Linked DNA regions of Mus musculus: region 1 is linked to region 2. Evidence: chromatin contacts called from ENCODE Hi-C or POLR2A ChIA-PET data. All regions are on one chromosome and are shown on one strand. Each heading gives the region's core, a stretch centred on a gene start or an enhancer-like site at or near the end of the contact. The rest is flanking DNA. Distances are from core to core; before and after follow the strand shown. Region 1 holds the start of Abca17 (ATP-binding cassette, sub-family A (ABC1), member 17). Region 2 holds the start of Ccnf (cyclin F).

Region 1 (3,794 bases), core at 864-3,363, 100 kb after region 2:
AAAATAAATATTAAAATAGGATAAAGTACTTAGGAGGTGCCACTATAACAAGCTACACCTATATTAAAAACAAACAAACAAACAAACAAACATCAAATGAAAAAACAGCTGGGTGGTGGTGGTGTACGCCTTTAATCCCAGCATTCTGGAGGCAGGCAGATCTCTGGGTTGAAGGCCAGCCTGGTCTACAGAGTGAGTTCCAGGACAGCCAGGTTTACACAGAGAAACTGTCTCAAAATACAAAAAACAAACAAACAAAAAACCTTCAAATCATCGTATTGGTTTTGTCTTACTATAATGAAACGTATGAGAATAAGTAAAAGAGGTTTACAGCTTTGGAAGCTGAAAGTCCACATAGCACCAAGCTCTGGCTGTGCCAAGCTTTGGCAGTGGTCCCTGTGGTTTCATCAGCTCATGCAGATTGTACCACAATGGTAAGAAAACACACAGAACTTATATCCTAAGGCAGGATGCCAAAAGTGTGGCTGTGAACTTGAGTACCACAAGAACTGTGCAGAGAAAATCTCTTGTGCACTGTGTGAAAGTATTCCTGTCTGTAAAATAATGCTGTTTAGCCAATGGGCTCAGACAGATTAGAAGGTGGGACATCTGGCAGAGAGAGAGAGAAAGAGAGAGAAGAGAGAGATGCAAATGTCACGTGTCCAATTTACATCTATAGATAAATCTATATATTTACATAAACAGGTACAAAATTATAGAGAGAGTATTTACTGAACAAATGGCATGGGAAGAGGATGGCAGTTATAAAAAAAGTGGCCTTTTGTTTTAAAATTTGAAGAATATATTTATATAATACTTGCTAAATTTTAAATTTGTGAATATACTAATCATCTATATGAAACACCTCTAAAACTTCTAGATGATTAAAAGCTATGCAAACTACACTTGAAGCAAGATAGAGATTCACACAAAGACCACTATGGCAGTGTTGCTACAGTTTCTGTGCTGCCTGGATATTTAATAGAACAAGCCTACATAACTCACTGTCATAGTCAATGATGTACACACATTTCCGTGTGATTGTGTTTACATTAGTTTCAAATAACAATATATTCAGTTCTAACAATACATTGTTGAGGACTTTGAATTTGGTGTTAGATGGCTGTTTCAATACTTCCTTTACCAGTTTCATCTGTACTCCTCAATACACAATAAAATGAGACTTTGACACCAGACACCTACTTTGTGAGATTCTGAGGAACACGCATCACGAATACTCTCAACCTCGCCTTTGCCTAAGGGAATTCTAAGTCACCCAGCTCTGTTCCTAGATTTAGTTCTGCAGAACTAGGCTTAGGTTTGGAAAGGACTAAAGAATTTAAGTTGAAAATGGCAAGTACTGTTTTGAAAGAAAAGCGATTAAGTTTAACGTCCAGTTCCAGTCAGCCAGATTCATACACCTCCTATCATGAAATAGAGAATGGGAGAGACATTTTGGGTTGGAAGGATGATGGAGAGAAAGTCTTTGGGGACAAAGTCTTTTGGAGATGTTTACAGCACACCAATAATCCAAATCCCCACCTTGCTTTAATTGTCCCCCCATCTCCCCCAACACACACCGCTACATGCTTGTTACAACAGGCACATACTGCCATTTAAGTGCCAGGCATGATGATAATCCCTTAAGCATGCACTTTTCTCATTTCACTTTGGAAAAAAAGTGGTGGTTGTGGGGGAACCGCAACCTTTGAATACGCTATTACTACCATTTCAATTTTAGGAATGAGAAATTAAGATTCTGGAAAATACAATGACTTGAATACACTAGTGAAGGACTCAAGACCTGAAGCCAGGTCTTTGAGACTCCCTTTATTCGGCAAACTTGACTAGAGCATTTCTGGACAAGGTGTTCTAGGACCCCAGGGAACTGACCATGTACCAGGCAAGGGCTCTTTTCTTAGGGAGTCCATCTTCTGGTTAGCCATACAGGACCCTAGAGAGCGAGAGGTTATGACCACAGTGTAACTGGCATTGATTCGGAAGTCACGATCCCAGGGTTACCTTAAGGCTAGGCAGGTCTGGTCCGCAGCCCGGAATCCGGGGAGGGCTGCGCCTCACTCACCGCAGGCACCCTGTCCGTGGCCACGGGCACTGAAGGACCCGCTGGATCGCCCTCGACGACTGTTGGCCCCGCGACACGGCCACGCCCACGCTCAACCCCGCTTCTCCCGGGCCAGCCGCGCGGATGCCCAAGCTGCAGCAACCTGTGATTCCAATGCCATTCCCTCCTGCCTGGGCCGAGGGCACACAGATGTTCGCATCCTACTGTCTGAAGGAACCACAACCCCCTCCCACCTCCATGCCTGTCTACTGCCTGAAGAAATCCTAACGCCCCAATCTCCTGTCCGAGGAAACTCTACCGCCCAAGAGACCCCGACGCCCTGCCTTCTGCCTGAGGAGACCCAGATCCCTGAGAACCCCCTCCCACCCTGACTGTATTCTCCTAGTGGTGCTGCTGGGCTGGACCGTGACTTTCCCTTTCCTAGCTGTGGGCTGTCGCCTCTGAAAGGTTCCTAGACCTAACCTCACTAGGGCTTGGGTTCCTCCTGCTGAGAGCAGAAAGTAGCACTTTCTCTTGGTGACAAGAGTGAGATGGGGAGAGAGCCCTGAAGAGAAAGAGGAACTTGAATCCCGCTGCGAAAGTGAGATTCTTGATGTTACAGCCTCAACTGCTTTGAAACACATTTGTCCAGAGATGAGCTTCAGGCCAGCGACCCCGGGGCTCAGAGCCCCAAACTAACGCCTACTGTTTGCTGGACGCGAGCAAGGGCGTGCTGCACGATCAGTGGCGGATGCGGAGAAAACCCGCAGGGGCAACCCATCACGCACGCTCACCCCACCCTACAAGCGCTTGCCCACTGGAGGTGAGACCTGCGTGGAGTACTGCGCAGACGCACGATCCGGAATGTTGAACTGGGAGGGGTGCACGCGCTACGCAGAGCGCCCTCTGTCGGAGCTGGGCAACATGTGCCAGGCACTGCGCAGACGCTGAATCCAGAGCTTAGGCGAGGCTGAGCCGGCCGGGGGCAAACCCGGGGCACCTGCAGGGGCGGCCCAGTGCGCACGCGCGCTCCGACGCGCCCCCCCACCCCCTCCAGGAGCCGGAGCTTCCTGGTGCGTTCTTCCACCCGCGCCTGTCGCAGGCGCCTCCTCTCTGCCCCGCCGCCTCAGTTGTCAGCTTCGGCCGCAACCGCCCCAGCAAGGCTGGAGCAGGACCGGGAGTCTAAGGGAGGGAACCTGGCGAGAGAGCTGCGCAGACCGCCGCCACCCTGGCGCTGAGGGTCGGTGAGTGTCACTAGGACTTGTCACTCGCGCGCTAGCTCGGGGCTCTGAGATTTCCCGTCCTTGCCCGGGTCTCCACTCTGCCAGCGGGCAGCGCCCCAACCTGGGGCCTCCGAGCCCCTGCCTATCGCCGGGACCTGCGGGCTCGCGGACTGACCCTTCGTATTGCTGCAGGTGTAGCTGTCTTGGCGTCCTCATGCTGGGTGTGTCCCCGCTATAGCGGGGTCGCGGGGCTCGCAGGAACCCGCACAGACCGCTGGGTCGTTACGGGGTCTATTGTGCGGGCCTGGCAGGTGGACAGACAGCCGCCGCCCTCAGGCGCTTTGCGGGCTGCGACACAGCAGGCCGGCGGAATGCTCCAGGCTCAACCGGCCAGTGCTGGTCCTGGATGGAATTCCTCCCAGTTCTTCAAGCTTCAGCATCTTCGTTTTCATGAACTTTAACGTAGGGTTCAAGGGATGCTTTGATAGGGGTTGAAGTTGGCGAAGCCC
Region 2 (3,691 bases), core at 599-3,098:
ACTCGGGAGGCAGAGGCAGGTGAATTTCTGAGTTCGAGGCCAGCCTGGTCTACAGAGTGAGTTCCAGGACAGCCAGGGCTATACAGGAAAACCCTGTCTCAAAAAACAAAACAACAAAAAAGATACCACCATTCCTTTTATAGCCAATAAATATTCAGGGAGAATATCAGGTAACATGTAACTTGAATGTTGGAAATTTTCTAATCCAAGATCTACATGACAACCAGAGCTGGAGAAAGCAGTCGACACTGATGAACATTCAGTTTTCCTTGAACTGTACTCAAGAAGGTACTTTTGGGGCCAAGAAACTGCTCAGCAGTGAAGGCTAGCTCACAACCAGTCAGTAAGATCCCTTGGACTTTTGCTATAGCCCAGGCTGGCCTCAAATTCACTAACATTAGCTGAGGTTACCCTTGAACTCCTGATTCCCCTACCTCTACCTGCCAAGTACTGCATTCTAAGTATTAGTCACTATGGCCAGCTTACATTGTTTATATTTGAACATGTGACTATCAGCATATGGTTGACCAAGGGACTTGCATAGCATAGACTGGGAACTCAAATTAGCAGGCCGTTCTGTAGAACATGGAGGCCAGATCCATCCCAGAGCAGCTCTCAGCTTGGCAGATGGTGAGAGCTCCCCAGTCCCCAAACAGAGGGGTCTTCCACACTCAGCTTACAGTGCAAAATCACCCCTTCCTAGCACCGTGGACCCTTTAATACACTCAGTTCCTCATGCTGCAGTGACCCCCAACCATAAAATACCTTCATTGCTACTTCATAACTGTAATTTTGCTACGGTTATGAATCTTAATGTAAATATCTGATATGCAGGATGTCTGATCTGCAACTCCTGTGAAAAGGTCGTGTGACCCCCCCAATGGAGTCGCGCCCACATGTTGAGAACTCAGGCACACAGCAACTGGACCCAGACATGCTCTTCAGATGAGCTCTTCTCCTCCACAGTGGGTTGTTCCAATATTTACTTCAGCAATTCATTCTTCATTCAACGCCTATGGCTTTTTTCCCTATTTCACAAAGGGCCCCCACATTACCCCCCCCCCCCAAGGTCCTGCCTTCCTACTTATAAATGCGCCTATCTTTCTACCTATTTTTCCTCCTCACACTGAGGCAAAAGTGGCTGACCTCGGGCTTTCCATCAGGAGGTCTCTAAGAGACTGTCCACTCCCAAACTCTTCACCTGAGTCTTATTGGAAACCAAATTTACAGCAAAGGCCAAATGTATACCCAGAGAGCTATAATTCCCAAACATTCTAAGAATATTATCATAACAGTTTCTTGACTCGTGTGCTCTAGAGCATGTCTGGAAGTGTTTAACCACTCTAACAAGTGAAATCGCACCCCCAGGTCGTGAGACGTTTTCACGGGGCAGATCCTGTGGCCTCAGCCAACCCTCAGGTGATCAAGCCGCCCACAAGAGTCCGGACAGGGCCTGAGATCGCTCTATATCGTGTGGATTGCCCACGACTTCACAGATAAGTAAAATCGTAGTTTGCTAAGTAGAGAACCTAAATAGCCCTGGGGTAACAGGAGAGGCATAGGCGCCGGGCGGGCATTTAAACCGCGCGGGCGGGCTCGCAGTCGGGGATACGTGCCTACCCCGTGCTTTGGGGGATGCGACGCGCACTCCCGGGTCACAGGGGCCCGAGTCCATGCTCCTCCGGCCTCCGTTCCGTATGACCTATCGCCTACCCGGCTCCCGCCAGCACTCACCACCGCCGCTCCCCATCGCCGAGCTCCCTCCACTGCCGCTTTAGACCGCTCTCAAGCGCGCCCGCGCCTGGGGCAAGTGCACGGAGCGCCTCACGCAGGCGCGGGCCCCACCCCCGCCCCGTTTTCAAACGCGCCGGGAGCTCCTACTGGTAGGACCACAGAGTTACGCCCCCCAGATCACTAGCCTCTCCTGCCCCGCAGGCTCTGGGCATTTGTGATTGGCTACACCAGGACGCGAATTCAAACGCTGGCTGTCTATTGGCTTATCGCTCGTGGTTGACCCGCCTTCTCCGCTGGGCGGGGGACGGAGGAGTTCAGCTGGCGCCGGCGGGCTATCCTAAAAAGCCCGCCCGGAGGCAGAGAGGGCTGGTCTTCTCCCTCCAAGACTTGTCCTACCGTCCGGAGTTGGTCGTGGCTTACTACCTGTCCCTCCCACGCGAGCTTCCGGCCGAGGAGACTGCATTTGGAGGCGCCAACTCCAACACTGATGTGGAAATTGCAGAAGCTGGGCTCCGATGCCGGGCAGCCACAGCCACAGTCACAGTCTGCTGAGCGATGTGTTCACTCGAGTACATGTTCCGTATTCTCATGAGATGATCTGTCGAGAAAAGACAAGTGGTCTCTTGAGGGTGGAGAGCGAGGAATAGGCCCAGGCTTATCCCCACAGCTTGGGTCAGCCTTCATCCCCTCCCCGAAGCCAGCATGCTCACTGTATCTGACCTGTGCTGGAAGCTGGATAGCAAGACCTCTAGTGGGTCTGAGACAGTTAATAGGGAATGGCTGTTCACAGCACAGAATATTAGAGAACCCTAGAGCAAGACTTGGGATTTGCTCCCCATTGCTGCTGATCTCCATGGGGAACCCTCACACTGTCTCTTTTCCGGAAGACTATACTGTTTTCCAATTTGTTACTTTTTCTTTTCTTCGAGACAGGGTTTCTCTGTGTAGCCCTGGCTGACCTGCAACTCACTCTGTAGACCAGGCTGGCCTTGAACTCAGAAATCCGCCTGCCTCTGCCTCCCGAGTGCTGTGATTAAAGGCATGTGGCACCACCACCCAGCTACTTTGTTACTTTTTTATCTTCCTCCTTTTGTACTTTGTTACTTGGGACAGAAGTGCTGTTTTCAGAATTTGCTTTTGGTAGCCTCTGGAAGGTATTAAAAAAACTAAATCTAACAATGAGCAAACCCGCTGTCCATCACATTTCAGAATACATAACAATCTATCTGGTCCCCTGGTTAATCAGAGTTACAAAGTCATCAGTTGATCAGTTGTCTTTTTTTTTTTTTTTGCTCTACCTTGTTTTGTATCCTACTCAATTTCAGTTTCTATTATTTATTGGAGGCGGGTTTTGTTGGTTTTGATAAAGGGTCTCCCAATGCCCTTCAGCTAACAACCTGACACTGCTTAGAGTCATCTGAGGGAGACTCAGTTATGTGATTGCCCATATCAGACTGGTCTGTGGCCATGTCTGTGAGGGATTGGTATGATTGATGACTGAGAGGGTTCAGCCTCTCACCACCTCTGGTGGTGCCATCCCTAGGTAGGTGTGTCTAGGCTATATAAGAAAGCTAGCTGAGCATCAGCCAGACAGCACTGGTCCATGGTCCTGCCTTGGTTGAGCTCCGGCTCTGACTTCCTTCAATGATGGGTTGTGACCTAGAAGTGTAAGACAAATAAATTGTTTTTGGTCCTGTTGTTTGTTAGAACAGAAAGCAAACTAGAAAACCCCACGAAGCCCAGGCTGACCTATAACGTGAGGTCTGTCCTGCTCCAGCTTCCTGACTGTTGGCTTATAGTTAGGTACCACTTCTGTCACGTTTGAATATGTTTGGCCCAGGGAGTGGCACTATTAGAAAGTGTGTTCCTGTTGTAGTCGGTGTGTCACTGTGGTATGGGCTTTAAGACCCCCATCCTAGCTTCCTGGAAGCCAGTGCTAGCAGAATACTGATACAGA

The links. A loop is a pair of places that touch in the nucleus more often than their neighbours do. ChIA-PET counts read pairs that join two places held with the same protein, here RNA polymerase II (POLR2A).
Region 1: a loop to region 2 is called in a map of left cerebral cortex, with 2.5 times the contacts of the local background. The contact joins the promoter of Abca17 here to the promoter of Ccnf in region 2. A Hi-C loop is called at or near these places in 5 of 37 maps with a recorded cell type or tissue (heart and left cerebral cortex). POLR2A ChIA-PET finds 5 or more read pairs at or near these places in 4 of 5 experiments (Patski and embryonic stem cell).

Annotation. Positions count from the first base shown.
Region 1 is chr17:24,348,946-24,352,739 of GRCm38, forward strand. It overlaps Abca17 (ATP-binding cassette, sub-family A (ABC1), member 17), which reads right to left and starts at 2,114. Exons shown (of 31, transcript NM_001031621.3): 1 at 2,023-2,114. Abca3 (ATP-binding cassette, sub-family A (ABC1), member 3) reads left to right here and starts at 3,078. Exons shown (of 33, transcript NM_013855.3): 1 at 3,078-3,306.
Region 2 is chr17:24,249,561-24,253,251 of GRCm38, forward strand. It overlaps Ccnf (cyclin F), which reads right to left and starts at 1,849. Exons shown (of 17, transcript NM_007634.4): 1 at 1,735-1,849. The coding sequence starts at 1,750.